2 separate regions of the Homo sapiens genome follow, and region 2 is linked to region 1. Evidence: read pairs that join two places in POLR2A ChIA-PET (ENCODE). Cell type or tissue: PC-9. All regions are shown on one strand.

Evidence for each region. Peaks named below come from ENCODE experiments on the same cell type or tissue, not always from the same donor. Only the 100,000 strongest peaks of a DNase experiment are listed, where the experiment ranks them.
Region 2: POLR2A ChIA-PET joins it to region 1 with 11 read pairs; 3 of 35 experiments call an interaction of 5 or more read pairs at or near these places.

Annotation. Positions count from the first base shown.
Region 1 is chr21:41,650,637-41,653,136 of GRCh38, reverse strand. No RefSeq gene overlaps it. Among named protein-coding and RNA genes, the nearest start is that of LINC00111, 27 kb to the left of the region's middle. In PC-9, no CTCF peak of the experiment used is centred here; a DNase peak (open chromatin) is centred at 1,126; H3K27ac peaks cover 443 bases.
Region 2 is chr21:42,052,014-42,054,513 of GRCh38, reverse strand. LOC107985502 (a long non-coding RNA gene) reads right to left here. Exons shown (of 2, transcript XR_001755063.3): 2 at 1-615. Among named protein-coding and RNA genes, the nearest start is that of UMODL1, 18 kb to the left of the region's middle. In PC-9, no CTCF peak of the experiment used is centred here; no DNase peak of the experiment used is centred here; H3K27me3 peaks cover 536 bases.

The sequences.
Region 1 (2,500 bases):
TCTACTAAAAATACAAAAAATTAGCTGGGCTTGATGGCGGACGCCTGTAATCCCAGCTACCCAGGAGGCTGAGGCAGGATAATCACTTGAACCTGGGAGGTGGAGGTTGCAGTGAGCTGAGATCATGCCATTGCACTCCAGCCTGGGCAACATGAGCGAAACTCCATCTCAAAAAAAAAAAAAAGAAAAAAGAAAAGAAAAGAAATATAAATCCTTTAGAAATATAAATCCTTCTATCATAAAGACACATGCACTTGTATGTTCATCCCAGCACTATTCTCAGTAACAAAGGCAGGGAATCAAGCTAGATGCCCATCAACAGTGGACTGCATGAAGAAAATGTGGTCCATATATGCCATGGAATACTGTGCAGCCATAAACAGAACGCGATCATGCCCTTTGCAGCAACATGGATGGAGCTGGAGGCCATGATCCTAAGTGAATTAATGCAGGAACAGAAAACCAAATACCACATGTTCTTACTTAGAAGTGAGAACTAAACCCTGTGCACATATGGACACAAAGAAAGGAACAGTAGGTGCTGGAGTCTACTTGAGGGTGGACGGTGGAAGGAGGGTGAGGATCAAAACGCTACCTACTGCGTCTCATGCTGGTTCCTGGGTGATGAAATAATCTGTACACCAAACTCCCACGATGCACAATTTACTCAGGGAACGAGTCTGCACAGGTACCCCCTGAACCGAAAACAAAAGTTGGAAAGAAAAACTAATAATAATAATAAAGATAAAATTGACTGTGGCAATGATTGTGTAACTTTGTGACTATACTAAACACCATTGGATCGTACGGTTTACCTGGGTGAATTCTATGGCATATGAATTACGGCTCAATAAAATTATTTTTAAAATATTTTGAATTAAAAAATGCAACAAAACTCCCTACAGTAAGGTGCTAGTAGGTGCTAATGCCTCACATCAAATAAACCTTTTGTCCTCGACCTGGTCCCTTGGCACCGCTTAGCTCTGTTGGGAGGCCCTGACTCCCTCGCTGGCTGGGAGACAGGCCTGGTTATCACCCCCAGTGACTCTCTCCGGCCACTAGTTGGATCTTCGTGATGTCTGGTGTGACCCTTGGTTCTCTGACCTCAATGACTGTAGCTTGAGTCAGGCTCCCTCTCCTTTTCTCCTGGCCCAAGATCTAGAAGAACTGGATCCTCACCCTGGCTGTGTGATCTTTGGTAAGTTACTCCACCTCTCCGATCTGTCCTCTCTTGTTTCATCTGCAAATTATGGGCAGTGCCCTAGGTCAAAGATCATCAGGTTTGATTTGAAGCCTTTGCCATTCATAAATTTGTGTTTTGCATTTGGGCTTGTTAGGAAATAAGGAGAAAGTGTTGTAAAAATTCCGTTTCTCTTTGGTTTTGTACTTACTATTTTAGAAATTAATAAGATATATGCCAGTTCCTGTTTCTAAATTTGAACTACTAAGAGTGATTTTTAATGACTGTGTTGAGGAAATAAGCCATTGCCAGGAGCAGCAGCCAGGAGGAAGTTCTCCCTGGCAGAGGAAGGGATGGTGCCCATGGGGAGGGCATGTCCATACTCTTTCCCAGAGCCCCGAGCTGGCAGGGCCTCTCGGACACAGCGATGCTTCGCTGGACCCGTGGGCTGCCCACGCCCTCTCTGCCTCCTTTCCTTGGCTGCAAACCAGACGGAACTCAGGAAGGGAAAAAAAATTAATGTGACATTGCTGTGAAGTATTTGAGGACAAACATGGAACAATCTCTTTTCACCCCTGGTTGCATTTCAGAAATACAGCTGGCCATCCACTGGGAGGGGGGGCGGGGTTCAGAATCCCAGGGAGCAGTTTCCCCCTCATTCTCCTCGGCCTTTTGCAACGCAGTGCATGCAGCAAGTATGTGCAACCCGTCCCTTCCTGCAATTTGGAAGGAAGAACCTGGGGATGAAGAGGGGACACCCTCTCCGTGTCCCAGACCTAATCCTCCACCTGCTTGGCTGTTCCTCTACTATCTCCTTCTGCTGCTCCAAAGTTCTCTCCTGTTGATGAGCCTCAGCCCTGCAGAGCCCCAGACAAAGTCTGCGATGTGCCGGAACCTTGGCTGAAGGAGTGGGCAGGCAGGACAGACTCTGCAGGGCCCAGTGCGAAATGAAAACGCGGAGCTCCTCGTTCAGAAAGTATTAAGGATTTCAAGACGTCCGCAGCAGAGATTTGACGGACGCACAGGCCCTTCTGAGCTCGGGAGCCTGGGGGTGCGTGCCTTGGTGGCTGCTCGTGGGCGGCTGTAGGCCTTGGGAATGGACGAGAATAGAATAGAGGAATAGCGTGTTTGTGTTTTGCCCGCACCATGGTGATGTGTGTTGTTTAACTAAACAACCAAACCAAAGAAAGGTGTTGCCCTACAAACAACCTCTCTCCCAGGCTCCCTGTGTGACCTTCTGGCCCTTGGAGGAGGCACAGATGCGTGGAACAGAGCCAGCAGACACCACCTCTCTGGAAGTGAAGATGGAACCAGGCTGGG
Region 2 (2,500 bases), 400 kb before region 1:
AGGGGCCGGGGAGCCAGCCCAGGATGACTGAAAGTGCAGTGAGTTCTCTGTCTGAGCCTCCAAGGGTCTTCTGCCTGGGCGTTCTCTGCACCACAGGCAGGAGTGGCCATCTCTTGGAGGTTTTCTAAGGGCTGAGCGAGAGACAGAAGCAAGGAGTTTCCATACAAGCCTCCAACACCTGAGGAAGAATTGGAATAACTGCCGGTGGAGCTGCAGGGTCCCAGGGGAGAAGCCCAGGCTCTGAGTCCACAGGGACTGAGACCTTTGCTTATCAACTCGGCAACCTCAGGCAACGATGCTTCCTGGGCCTCAGTTTACTTGTCTGTGGGGAATTGACACACTAGGTAAAGTGGGGCTGTTAGGAGGCACTGAGCATGTTAGTTCTTGTTCCTACATCCCCAGGGCAAGACTTCCTCCCAAGGGAGGTGATCCAATGACAAACTCATTCGTACCAAGTTGCGAACAGCTGACCCCTGATCCCTCCTTGAAAACGATGGAAGAGGGCTAGACGCAGTAGCTCACACCTGTAATCCCAGCACTTTGGGTGGCCAAGGCAGGTGGATTGCTTGAACTCAGGAGTATGAGACCAGCCTGGGGAACATGATGAAACCTCATCTGTAGAAAAAAATACAAAAAAAAAAAAAAAATTAATTAGTTGAGTGCGGTGGCGTGCACCTGAAGTCCCAGCTACTTGAGAAGCTGAGGTGGACGGATCACCTGAGCCCAGGAGGTTGAGGCTGCAGTGAGCTATGATGGCACCACTGCACTCCAGCCTGGGTGACAGAGTGAGACTCTCTCTCCAACAAAACAAAACAATGGAAGAGATGAGAAACCAGGTTACCAAATTCCTGGTGCCTAAGAGCACAGAAGTGCCAAGAGGGGGCAGCCAGCAGTAGTAAAGATAAATTTTAGATTTTCCACACAATTTTTGGAGAACTGACTCTGGGTTTACTGATTTGGATTTGGATAAATTCTAACAGGCTTCAGATGGATGGAAACACAGCGGAAGATGATGTTGAATTTTTTGGAAGGTTATACATGCTGCACTCGGGAATCGCTAACATTTTAAAAAGACTTTAGTGGTGCTGCTGTGGAGCAACTGGAACGCACAAGCATTGCTGGTGGATGTAAAGTGGTGCAACCATCTGGAAAAGGGCCTGGAAGTCTCTTATAAAACCGAAAATACACCTACCCCAGACCCAACCATTTCAATCCGATATTTACTCAAGATAAAGGAAAATTTATGTCCACAAAAATATTTGTTCACACCAGTTTTATGAATCATAGCCAAAACCCAGAAACAGCCCATTAAGAGGAGAATGTAAAAACAAATTATATCTTCTTAAAATGGAATACTACTCACTAACAAAAAGAAATGAATCCTCAGCACGTCACAAATGACATGAATATAGCACAAAACACACTGAACGGAAGGAGCCAGACAGAACTGACTACATACGACATGACTTCATTTCTATAAAGTTCTAGAACAGGCAAAACAAATCTGTGGTGAAGAAAAAATAAGAGCAGTGCTTGCTTCTGAAGATTGAAGGGGGTATTGCTTGGAAAGGGCATTAGAGAAACTTCTAGGGTTCTGGGGATGTTCTAAGCCTTGAAAGAAGTTTATGCACTTGTTGGAACTCAATGAATGTACACTTAGCATTTGCACATAACACTGTATCTAAATCTTACCTCAAAAAAGGACTGTAAACAAATATGAAGCTCTAATTAATGATACGCCAGGTGAAATATTTAGGGAAACAAATGGAGGTCCGCAAGTTACTTTGAAATGCATTAAACACAAGATGCCAAGGGTTGATGGATGAGAGATAAACGGGTGGGTAGATGTGTGATAAAGTACCGCAAATATTAACTGTAGAACCTAGAGTGTCTACTTTACAATTGTTTCCACTTTTCTGTGTGTTTGAAAATTTTCATAATACAATGATGGAATACTATGCAGCCATAAAAAGAAATGAATTAACAGCATTTGCAGTGACCTGGATGAGATTGGAGACTATTATTCTATGTAATGTAACTCAGGAATGGAAAACCGAAGATCATATGTTCTCACTGATACGTGGGAGCTAAGCTATGAGGACGCAAAGGCATAAGAATGATACAATGGCCTTTGGGGACTTAGGGGGAAGAGTTGGAGGGGGGCGAGGGATAAAATACTACAAATATGGTGCAGTATATACTGCATGGGTGATGGATGCTCCGAAGTCTTACAAAGCACCACTAAAGAACTTACTCTTGTAACCAAATACCACCTGCCCCCCAGTAACTTATGGAAAAAAATTTTAAGTTGGGGTTTTTATCATAAAAGCCAGCCTGAAAGTGTATCTTAATTTTGCATGTGTCTTCAGCCTGCTGGAGAAGCTCTCCCGCTGGAAGCAGAGCCTGGAAGTCAGGTCAGGATGCTGCGGTCTAAGTCCCACCGCTGGCTCCGGATATAAGAGTAGGGCCAAGGGCGATCACATCATCTCCTCTCACTCCC